Regions from separate parts of the Homo sapiens genome. Here region 2 is linked to region 1. Evidence: chromatin contacts called from ENCODE Hi-C or POLR2A ChIA-PET data. All regions are on one chromosome and are shown on one strand. The core of a region is the stretch at or near the end of the contact, and the rest is flanking DNA. Distances in the headings are between cores, read along the strand shown. Region 1 has its middle 52 kb from the start of LINC02757. Region 2 overlaps LINC02757 (long intergenic non-protein coding RNA 2757).

Region 1 (5,876 bases), core at 2,454-4,953:
TACCTCTCCCCTCATACATTGGGGTTAATTTTTTCCATATGAGAGCAGGGTTTGGGCAGGGAGACAGGGCAGTGTGTCTTTGCTGTAGTCATTTCTGAACTCTCCCTGCACATATGCACTACCCAAGGCTGCTCTCTACAATCGCTCAGCCTTTCCCTAGTTGTGATCATCAGTACTTGATGAAAGCCCAAGGAAAAGGGCCTGAGAGTATACTAAAACTTTCCTCTGGGACTCTAGACTGCCAAGCTAGCCAACACTTGGCTTTTAGCCTTTGTTAAACTTTAAGCTATTTTCTTCTCTACCTGTATGGTGGTCAGTGCCTCTTCCTATGCTCTGTTACAAGTGACCCAATCCCTAGATCTCATCTCTCCTTGGAGGTGCCTGTCCCCCTTTGGAATTCAGGGTATTTGGTTGTCCTCTGACCTCAGATCTCTGATGGATTCAAGAAAAGTTATGATTTGTAGTTTATCTGGCTTTTTCTTGCTGGGATGGGAGCAATGCTTTTTTTAGCTTCCTATATCTTGGGTGGTAGTAAAACCTCCCTCCTACATTCTTTCATTTATTTTTATTTTTTTATTTTTTAAGAGATGGGGGTCTCACTATTTTGCCCAGGCTGGTCTTCAACTCCCGGGCTCAAGCAATCCTCCTGTCTCAGCTTCCAGAGTAGCTAAGACTACAGATGTGTGCCACCATGCCTGACTCTCCCTCCTGTATTCTTTTTTTTTTTTTTTTTTTTTGAGACGGAGTCTCACTGTGTCACCCAGGCTGAAGTGCAGTGGTGTGATCTCTGCTCACTGCAACCTCCGCCTCCCAGGTTCAAGTGACTCCTTGAACTGGAGTCCTTGACTCCTGCCTCAGCCTCCCCAGTAGCTAGGATTACAGGCACCCGCCACCATGCCCAGCTGATTTTTTTATTTTTAGTAGAGACAGGGTTTCGCCATGTTGGCCAGGCTGGTCTCGAACTTCTGACCTCACGTGACCTGCCTTCCTCGGCCTCCTAAAGTGCTGGGATTATAGGCATGAGCCACCACTCCTGGCCCCTCCTGTATTCTTAAGAAAGCAAACAGGCTTCACCTCTTTTGCCAAGTCCTTCTCCCTCCTTACTGCCCTCTGATCTGGTTCCTCTCTGCTCCCCAACTCAATTCTCAATTCTTTATTCCCCAAAAGATCCTATCTAGCATTGTAAGGCCCTCTATAAAGGGCAAAGATGGGGAAGGGAGAGAAGAAATAGGGTGGAGATGTGCCAGTTGGCAGGGGTTAGTTAGAAGAAGGCTTGAATTCTCATACATTAATAAGTCTTGTCCTGTCACACTTGTAAATAATAGCGGTAACTGGGATGAGACACAGGTCACTAACACAGGCTGGTCCTCCCCCAGCCAGTCCTATGAGGGACCCAGCAGTCTTCCCCTTTAATTTCTCTATTGCTGGATGACAGGCCAAGTGGATTCACATGATAAAGTATTGGAAGTGAGAGGAGCAAAGTAGGGAGATGATGAGAAGTTGCTGAATAGCTTGGGGGTGGGGTTTTCAGGGAGTCTGAGAAGAGAGGAGCCAAACCAGACCTAGGATAGAAGTGGACAGGAGGAGAAAGTGGACTCAGTGCTGCATGGACTGCATATTAATTTTATTTATTATTATTATTTTTTTGAGATGGAGTCTTGCTCTGCCGTCCAGGCTGGAGTGCAGTGGCGTGATCTCAGCTCACTGCAACCTCTGCCTCCCAGGTTCAAGTGTTTCTCCTGCCTCAGCCTCCCGAGTAGCTGGGATTACAGGCTCCCACCATCACACCCGGCTGATTTTTAGTAAAGACAGGGTTTCACCATGTTGGCCAAGCTGATCTCGAACTCCTGACCTCAGGTGATCCACCCACTTCGGCCTCCCAAAGTGCTGGGATTACAGGCGAGAGCCACCGCGCCCAGCCTGGACTGCATATTTAGATTCATTTTTCTCTTCGAGAGAATCAAGCGAAGAATGGTGTCTTCCTGGGCTTTTCTGTGTAGGGGTGCTTCTTAAACACGATGCGACTCTGAGACTGAACCAGGAGTGTCTCAGCTTCCTTAAGAGTTACATTGCAGGCTCCCGAGGTATGTGCCAGAACTGTGTTAAGTACTTTACAGATGAAGAAACAGGGTCAGAGATGATGGGTGACTTGTCCCCAGTCACAGCTAATAAGTGACAGAGTTTGGACAAAAATCTAGCCAGGTCTGATGTTCTAGCCTAAGGTCTTTCAGACAGCTCTTCCCTGGGAAGCCACTGACCCCTGGCTCATTCCTGCCCCCTCATCCTTCCTGCCCCAGTATGCAGGGGTAGGCCTTCCCTCGGGGCCTGGCTGAGTCTATACCCTAGCCAGCCCCGCCATATCAGCCTCTAGAGACAGCCTTCCTGACACTCCCCAGACAGCCAGGCCCCAGGGCGTGCAGCCAAGCGGAACCTCTCTGGGTGCCCCCAGCCTGAGCTCTGGGTGTGCTGCTCCCAGTCACAGCCCAGGAATGTGGGCATCCAAGCATCAGCAGCAGACATGCTCGCTGGCTGTCAGCCGAACCAGGGCCCCTGAAAACTGACAGGAGCTGAAAGAACCATTAGACAGGAAGGCTGGACTGAGAGGGCAAATTTCAAGTCACCTGAGCTGTGCATGGCAACGCAAAGCAGCTAAAGCTGGTAATGTTGGGAAAGCCACTGCCTGATGGGCCTCCGTTTCCCCATCTGTAGACTGTGGATGATATCTGTTGGCCTGCCTGTTTCACCAGGCAGCTGTGAGAACATAAATGTGATTGATTGCATCACCTGATTATATTGCTACCTCAACCCATCTCAAAGACCCACAGGGGAAACTGAGGCTCTGAGAGCACACAGATGATACCTCGGTTGGTAATAGGGCCAGGCCAGGAATCCGGGCCTCCGGGCTCAGCTCTCACTGACTCAGTGTCGGACCCTGGGTAGATCTCTCTTCTCAGAGCCTTGGCTTCTTTATTGTAAAACGGAGGAACTGCCACGACAGTGCTTCTCAGGCTTAGTTGTACTCACGTAGCACTGGGCCCTTGTTAATCCACGGATTCTGATTCAGCAGGTCTGGGGCGGGGCCTGAGAGTCTGCATTTCTAACCAGCTTCCAGGGTCTGATGCTGCTGGCCCTGGGGCCACATTTAAGAGCTGGGGCCTGGAGGAGCCATATGGGCTTTCAGGTCAGACATTCCTAAACTTCCAGGGCTCTGGATGCCTCCTTCCCTTCATCGCAGCCCCCACGGGGCTGTCCTGAAACTCCTAGGTGGGAGCACTTCCTCTCTTCCCTGCGACCCTCCGCTTCATCTGCACCTGCCTCACCTTCAGAATCAAGAAGTCTCCAGCTCCTCCTGCCTCCCCCTGGGACCTGCCCTTCTCCCAGCCCTTAGTGGGAGACAGAACCCCATACCTATTGAGGATGTGAAGAGCTCAGACCTCTGGAGGATTAGAGAGCAGGGCTTCTAGGAAGTCTCTCATCCCAGGGATCTTGCTGACTCAGTAGCTTTCCTGCCCCTCCTGCCATGCCCGCCCAACCTCAGTAGCTGCTGGAGGGGATTTGTATGCCATCAGGATTTTGTAAAGAAAAGAGGGTGTGTGTTGGTAAGGAAGGAAGAAGCCAACATTTATTAAGGTCCTATTGTGTGGCAGGCACATTCGCAAGCATCGCTTCCGGCCAGCCCTTGGCCCTGTGAGGTGCACTTGCATTGAGCCGTCATTGTGGGGATGAAATATGGTGCAGCCCGGGAGACTCCTGAGGGACAAGTCAGCAGTGTGAGGAGGGGACAGAGGCCAGCCTGGTTTCCCAGCACAAAGAAAGAGGAGCCTGGGGGCAGGGAGCATCCAGCTTGGGGAGGGCCTACAGATCAGGGGTGGAGTTTGACTTCTTTCTGGGAGTTTGACTTCTTTCTGGGACAGCAGGAAGCGCGTTAAAGGGCCAGGCGAGTTTGAGAGAGGATCAAATGAACTCTTCGGAAGGACATGGCCGTTGAGTGGAGATGGGGGTCAGAGGGACCTCCATAAGGCTCCTTCCACTCGTGGGACCTTGAGCTGGACAGGCTGTGCGGTAGCCCTGTCGTTTGTCTACACGCGAAATATCTCTACAGCACGTTCTTACCACGATCTGATTCCCTGTAAAATCCCCAGGAGGGGGCAGCACAGGCCTCAGTCTCCCCTTTGGGAGAGAGGTCCAGGGAACACCACAGGCTTCCCCAAGACCACCCCAGGATGAGTCACTGGGCCAGGATTGGAATCCAGACTCCGTAGGCGGTCTGCTGCCAGGACTCTGGGTCCTGGGAGGGAAGAGGCCGGAAGGCCAGGGCCCAGCCCGGGTCAGCAAGCACCCATCACCCGAGCATTGCCCGGCTGGCCCGGCTCAAAATAGCTTTCCAGACACAAGGAAATATTTTATCCCACTCCGTTTTCCCACACAAAAAAAATAAACATCCCCAAATCTCAATGGGGCCAGACTCCGAAGAGGGGGGAAGGGGAACAAGAACATGGCTGGCTGCCCACTGAGAAGTCCGGTATTTGTCCTTTTAGTTCCTTTCTTGGGGTCAAGACTTTGCTTCCTGATATGAGCGTGGAGACTCCCACTGCTTTCCCAGTGGGGACTGGCTTTCCCTTGGTGTTAGGCTGCCCTTTCCCAGGGGTCACACACCTCAGACATTGTGATGCAGATGGGACAGCTGCAGGGACCATACATGGAAGGGTTAAGAAGCATATGACACAGCTCTGCCCTTGACGGGCTTACACGCCACTGGGAGGCATGGCTGGGCTTCCTGTCTCCCTGAGGAGCTCTTGGACACTGGGGAAGAGAAGACTAATATTTCCTGAGAGCCAACTGTGTGCCTGGTACACACCAGGCTCTTCCAAAGACACAATCCCATTTGACCCTCACCATAAGCCTTTGAGGCAGGTGAGGCTATGAGGCTATTATCACTTCCCATTTTACAGATGAAGAAACTGAGACTTGGGGCAGGCATGATCTGTGCAAGGTTTCAGAACCAGGGAATGGTAGACCGAGGACTTGATTTTACACAGGTGGCTGTAAGGCTGCACTTGGCGTCATGCTGGCATTGGTAGGGCCCACCTGGAGGCTGGTGGGTGGTGAAATGAGCCGGGGCTTGCTTGCGCACAGAGCTCCCGTTCTTCCCTTGGGTTGTGGTAAACCCAGTCCCTAGTGTCCCAGGACCTGACTGGGAAGGCAGAAATGAGGCTGCTGTTATGGATTGAATTGTGTTCCCCTAAAAGGTAAGTTGAAGTCCTACCACCCCCGACATACCTGTGAATGTAACCCTATTTGGAAGTAAGTTCTTTGCAGATGTAATCGAGTTAAAATGAGGTCATTAGGAAGGGCCTCATCCAAGATGACTGGTGTCCCTATATGAAGAGGGAAGGACAAATTGTTTTGTTTTCATCCTCCCAGTGTGGGGTACTTTGTTATGGCAGCCTCAGGCCATCTATACAGCTGGGGTCTGCCTGGGGGTCCCTCAGCCTCCTTAGGCAAAAAGGTGACCTGGAACCTGTGGGAGAGGTGCAGGGGCCAGGGCTCAGTCCTCAGCTCTGTGAGGGGAAGAGCTTTCTCCCAGTCGCAGCATCCCAGAGGAGGGGCCTTCTGAGGTGCCGAGGGCCACGTGGCGGGAGTGTGTATATGGAGGAGAGGATGGCCGTTTGATGAAGGTGTTGGGTTGATTGTCTCTTTCTTGTTGATTTTTGAGTATTAGTTTATATAGATATATCTATAGAAAGGTTGGCCTACTGGGTAATGAGTTTGTTGCAAATGTGCGTGTTGCAAATATGTTTCCTAGTTTGGGGCTTGCTTGTCTTTTCATATTCTTTATGGCGTTTGTTTGTTTGTTTGTTTTTTAAGAGACAAGG
Region 2 (5,876 bases), core at 2,127-4,626, 36 kb after region 1:
TCCTTCTCATGGGGCAGGGAACCAGTGTGTTTGTGAGACTGAGCCCCAAGTGCTGGCCCAGCCTGAGGCTGGATCAGGCACTTGGAGGACCTCAGTCTGGATTTGGTGTCAGATATTTATCTACAGCTGGGGTCATGGCTTGTGTTACCCACTGTATTATTCCATTCATTATCTATTAGGCTCTGACTCTGGGCTAGGACTTGTGATTGGAGCTCTGGCTCAGAGGTCCCTGCTCTTAGGAACAGATGCTTTCCTGGGAAGATAAACTTGTAAATGGCCAACCGTCTGTGGGTAAATGCGATAAGGACTCACCTAGAGCATCAACATCCAGCCACTAGAATGCAAGCTCCCTGAAGGAGGGATTTTTGTATGATTGCTTCACTGCTATATACCCAGCAACCCCTAGATCAGTGCCTGGCACATAATAGGCCCTCAATAATATCTGTTAACTAGCAGAATGAATGGCTCCACCCAGAGAATCTGAGCAGGCTTTATGAAGGGGTGGCCTGGGGCTGGCTCTTGAAGAAAGTATAGAATCTTGAGCTAATCCATCGGGATGAGCCTATCAGACAAACATAGCTGCATTGCAAAGACACGAGAATGTGTGATGTATTCAGGAACATTAGACTTAGTTTTACGTAAGCGCCAAGGTGGAAGGAAGACTGGAACAGATCCCAAGGGGCTGTGAATGTGGCCAAAAACCCTATTATATACCCTAGAGGTGTCCAAAATGGGGTGCAAAGTGATCCATTCATATAGAAAAAACATTCTAGAACTTTTTTTTGTGTGACAGGATCTTGTTCTGTTGTGCAGGCTGAAGTGCAGTGGCACCATCTTGGCTCACTGCAGCCTCAACCTCCCAGGTTCAAGCAATCCTCCTGCCTCAGCTCCTCAAGTAGCTGGAATTACAGGAATGTGCCACCATGCCCAGCTAGTTTTTTTTTTTTTTTTTTAGTAGAAGCAGGGTTTTGCCATGTTGCCCAAGCTGGTCTTGAACTCCTGAGCTCAAGCAATCTGCACATCTCAACCTCCCAAAATGCCATGATTACAGGTGTGAGTCACAGCCTGGCCGAAAATTCTAGAACTTCTATTTATATTTTACCTTCTAAAAAAAGGAAGAAAAATTCAAGCTCTACTAATATTTATTAAGTAGGCTGACATTGGTGCCCTCACCTTGTTCACACCATAGTAGGTCATATGTCCAGCATGGGTTTGGCTGACCATGACGTTGCCATCCCACTGCAACACCTTCAGTGAGCCTGCCACAGGATGTCATCGAGGCACTTCATTTTATAAAAACAGTCATTAAATCATAGCATCTTATCAAAGCGTCTTAACAGAATAAGTGGCTGCAAAAACCTTTTGTACCATACAGAAACTTGCTGGTTATCTCACAGCAAAATACTTAAAAGAGTTATACCTTGAAGATGAGCTTTGCCTTTTTTTCCTTCCTTCCTTCCTTCCTTCCTCTCTCTCTTTCTTTCCTCTTTCCTTTTCTTTATTTTTTTATTTTATTTTTTTTCATTTTTGAGACGGTCTCGCTTTATCACCTAGGCTAGAGTGCAGTGGTGCCATCCCAGCTCACTGCAACCTCTGCCTCTCGGGTTCAAGCAATTCTTCTGCCTCGGCGTCCTGAGTAGCTGGGATTCTGGCTAATTTTTATATTTTTAGTAGAGATAGGGTTTTGCCATTTTGGCCAGGCTGGTCTCGAACTCCTGACCTCAAGTGATCCACCTGCCTCAGCCTCTCAAAGTGCTGGGATTACAGGTGTGAGCCACGGCACCTGGCAGAAATTTGCCTTTTTCTTCTACGAAAAGACAAATGATCCAAATGTGCTGGCTCCTTCTGTGACAATTAGGGGATGCTATCCAGCAGATGCTAAAATGAATGAATACATAGCAGAGGTAAAGGTGACATTTTAAGATTGAATAAGAAAGTAACTGCTTTGGAAACAAAGTCACCCTATAGGGAGAACACTTTGCTGAATAAAATCTTGAGATGATTTTGTTGCTGAAGTTCAGTGTGTTTTGAACTCATTTGTCAAAAATATTAAAAAGTAACACCTTCGGGAGGCGGAGTTTGCAGTGAGCCGAGATTGTGCCACTGCGCTCCAGCCTGGGCAACAAAGTGAGACTCCATCTCAAAAAAAAAAAAAAAAAAAAGTAACACCTTCAACAGGTTGGCATCAGTTAAGCCAAATTCCAACCAAAAGCCTGTGCACAGAATTGAAAATTGCACCTTGTGATTAGTAAGTGCAGTCAAGAATGCACATCCTCCACGTGGCACTTCAGCTCTTTGTGAGATATATTTTTTCAACTATAATAACCATTAAGCCAAGTGAAAAGATACATGGAATTTAGTACCAGATTCTCAAGTGAGTGTACCACTTTATTAATGCAAGATTTTATTTAAAAATGAAGCATACTTAATGGCAATTTTTAGTAATAATGTATTTAGTCAGAGCAAAAGGCTTTTTAATACCATTAAATAAAGTGAAAATAAAACTTTTAAAATTATATTATTTATTTAATCTTTCTCTCATTCTTTTTCCAGTGTCTATTATTGGCGTATGTTTTCAAATTTATCCAAGCATTTCTGTGGCAGCATATGTATATAATTTATAAATAAGCATATGCATATATTGGATTGATGGTATGCATTTTTTTTTTTTACTGATAGGAGGATGAGATTCAGCCACAGCTGAGTGTGATGGGCAAGCTAGGGAGGAGCTCAGGAGGTGAGGGCCAGGATCCACTTGAGGCCATCTCCGAAACTGGAGGCCAGGAGTCTAGAGGTTTCACAGGGACCCTCTTGGAGACTCCTATTGGGGCCAGGGGTCTACGGTCTAGAGGAGAGGCTGGGCATCAATCTGGACACAGCCCAGGAGGCAGCCAGAGCTGGGCCCAAGGTCGAAGATGAGGAAGAGTGGAGGAGGGGGTTCCAGAGGCTTTTGGGAGAAGGCAGAAGTAAGTGCAGGCTGTGGTGATGGATGGGATGAGAGGGTGAGGAGAGCATGGGAGGCACCCTTGCTGCTGCCCGAGACCCTGTAGCATGTGTGAGGGTGATGGAAGTGTCCTCACTGAGATGGGGCATGATGTGGAGGGGAAGGAGCAGTTTTCCAGGGGCAGTTCAGTTTTAGGTATGGTCTGGATCCATGCAGGGTCCCTGCTGGAGAAATCAAGAGACCAGGGGCTCAGGGAGAGAGAGAAGCCAAGGATTCAACTTCCTCTCTATTCTCCCCACAGTGTTACATGTCCCCAAAGGCACAGACAGGGCCTTCTCCTGCCCTATTCTCCTCTTACAGCCCCGCTGAGCCAGGGAGAGCTCACCATAAGTGCTCAATGCCAGCAGCCAGCTTGGGGTGGGCAAGGGCCCAGGTCCCAGGCCACAGAGCCTGAAGGTCGCCCTGGTAACAGGCCCTGTTATGATGCTTCAGGGAGCCAGGGGGCTGTTAGTCAGAGCCATGCAGGAAGGGGCCGTTATATCCCCTCCTGCCCTGGAGTCCTGGCGGGCCAAATCTGGACACGCCTGGGAGTGGTCCAAGGACTGGTCATTGTCTGGCCTGGCCCTGGCTGCCAGTCAAAGGGGACAGCTTGGTCCCACAGAGGCTCCCAGTGGGGATCTGGGTCCAAAAATCAGTCTACTGTCCATTAACAAACCATGATAGGGATGACAGGCAAATCAGACCTGATCCTCGGTAGGGGAAGAGGGGATCCTGTCTGTCACGTGAGATGGGTTATCAGAGGTGGCACCAGCACAGCTCGGGCTCAGCCTTCCAGACACGCCTCAGCCCTTGACGCAGTCCCCTTGGGAGCTCCCTGCACTGATGCCAGTGAGATGGCCAGGGTTCCCATATTTCAGGACTCCTTGTGGGGATCGCTTCAGAGCCACAGGGGAAAGGCAGCCCCTTCTGACCCGGCTGGAATATTCCAGCATACCTTGAGATAGACAGTCCCTTTTTTTCCTGGGCCTCAGTGTCCTTGCGGTATGTCAGCAGACTGCTCAGGGCACCTGCCCCTGCAAGCCCCCACTGTGTCCACACCGAGCCGCGCCCATGCCACATGGCCTCACTGTCACATCTTTGCATGTGCTGCCCTGTCTGCAGGGGATGTCCTCTCCCTTGGGCTTGCCCGTATCATCCTGTCCATCCTTCCCATGGCCTTGCTCTAACGTCACTTCCGGGCTGGTGAGTTTGATCCTTCTGTTGCGGGACCTGTGACTAAGGCAGCGGGAGGCCCGGGGCCCAGCCCTCCATGAGCAGGCCTCCTTCACCCCTCCCTAAGAGTGGGAGAACCCACTGGATCACTGTCTCCAGGCAGGGGTCCCTTCCCTGCTGTGCCCATCCCCCCAACACACACACACACACACACACACACACACACACACACACACACACACAGATGTCCTCTGGGCATCCCCAGGGGAAGATGCAGAGTCTCAGGACTGGCATGCCCCCTACTCGCTGCACAGACTCAGCGGAGCCACGTCCCCTCCTGGAGTCTCCATTTCCCATTGGTAGAAGGAGGGCAGTAAGTGACCAACAGGGGCACACACCACGGCAGAGCTAGTACCCGTGCTCTGATTACGTTTAAGGAATTGTTACTTTTATTGTAAATGTGGGCATCTCTTGTTGGCTCTTTTAGGCTGTTTGATTAATAATTGTGGGTCACACCCCACTCCCCTTGACTCTCCTGTGGGTTGGAGGGGCTGAAGCAGGGTGGGGATGGGAGGCCAGTCCCCCCAGGAACCTGCCCCTCAGCATGAATGTCAGGAAGCTCAGCAGCAACAGCAGGGCAGACCTGAATCACTCAGCCCTTTCCAGCCCCAGGGAGCTCTGATAATAGACCCGGGAGCCCTTCCAAGAAGCAGCCTAGGGTACAGGCACAGGCAAACAGGCCCCATTTGGAATCCTGCCACTGCACGCCCCTGCCTTCTTCCTGGTCCTCCCTCCAAGAATCTTATTGTTCACAATCACAACTGTCTCTGCCCGCCCTGTGGTTCCCTCTGCCACATGCTTGTTCAAGTTGTTCCTGGACTGCCTTCTCCAGCCTTCTGGGCCCAGCCACTGCCTCCAGGAAGTGCTCCTGGGTTCCTCCACCTGGAAAGGACCTTTTCCTCAGCACCGTGTGGGTGTCACTTTAAAGGTCCCAAATAAGGGCTCCAACTCAGGGTGCACTGCGGACCAGGGGCTGGGCCCTTCACCAGCACCATCACATTTCCGTCTATTTACAGACGAGGCAACTGAGGCTCACATAGGCTACATAACTTGCCCTTGATAATTTGCAAAGCCAGGATTCAAGACAAGGTGACACAGAAGCCCGTGCAGTTTCTGCAAACCCCAAGTACACTCCCACATCCATACCCTACCTGAGTGAAGACAATGAGGTTAATGTCCTGAAGGAAAGCTGAGCTTTAAAAAAAATCAAAACAAACCCGAAGTTGCCAGTGACTCTCCTAAGTTCTTTTCTCCAAACTGCTAATGTTAGACACCTCTTTTTCCAGGAGAAGTATATTTCCTAAAACAAGGCGCTGTCAGTGAACTCAAAGACCCCGGAGGAAGACAGAAGTCAACTATCTCCTCTTTCATGACCCTGGGTCTGCTTCCTCATGGGGGACCCTTTTGGCAGCTCCTGTTGGGCCGAGCTGACAACATTCCCAGTGCTAGGGACAGTAATAATCACTGTCCCATTCACGTGATAACTCCAAGATGGACAGAAAGCTAAGGTCTTTGCCTCAGTTCATCCTTACAACAATCCAGTGATGTGGGTACTGTTGTCCTATGTCACTGGGCTGGGGGGTAGGGGGAAACTGAGGCTCAGAGAGGCTGGTCAGTGACCTGATAGACCTGCCTAAGGTTCATGTTCTTAACCTTCCAA

The links. Hi-C counts contacts between places; a loop is a spot of excess contacts on that map. ChIA-PET counts read pairs that join two places held with the same protein, here RNA polymerase II (POLR2A). Pooled maps may share reads with other maps.
Region 2: a map of ascending aorta shows a loop between it and region 1 (3-fold over the local background). The contact joins two enhancer-like sites. A Hi-C loop is called at or near these places in 10 of 168 maps with a recorded cell type or tissue (aorta, ascending aorta, cardiac septum and 6 more) and 11 of 50 pooled maps. POLR2A ChIA-PET finds 5 or more read pairs at or near these places in 8 of 52 experiments (HEK293, PC-3, activated B cell and 5 more).

What each region holds. Positions count from the first base shown.
Region 1 is chr11:76,574,993-76,580,868 of GRCh38, forward strand. No RefSeq gene overlaps it. Among named protein-coding and RNA genes, the nearest start is that of LINC02757, 52 kb to the right of the region's middle. RefSeq lists an enhancer at 4,049-4,741. Within about 2 kb of position 3,704, at least 25 of the 41 ENCODE cell types and tissues checked have a DNase peak (open chromatin) inside an H3K27ac peak, as active enhancers do; they include ascending aorta and heart right ventricle, where a contact is called at or near this core.
Region 2 is chr11:76,611,200-76,617,075 of GRCh38, forward strand. The region is part of intron 4 of LINC02757 (long intergenic non-protein coding RNA 2757); the gene reads right to left. Among named protein-coding and RNA genes, the nearest start is that of LINC02757, 16 kb to the right of the region's middle. Within about 2 kb of position 3,377, at least 8 of the 41 ENCODE cell types and tissues checked have a DNase peak (open chromatin) inside an H3K27ac peak, as active enhancers do; they include ascending aorta and heart right ventricle, where a contact is called at or near this core.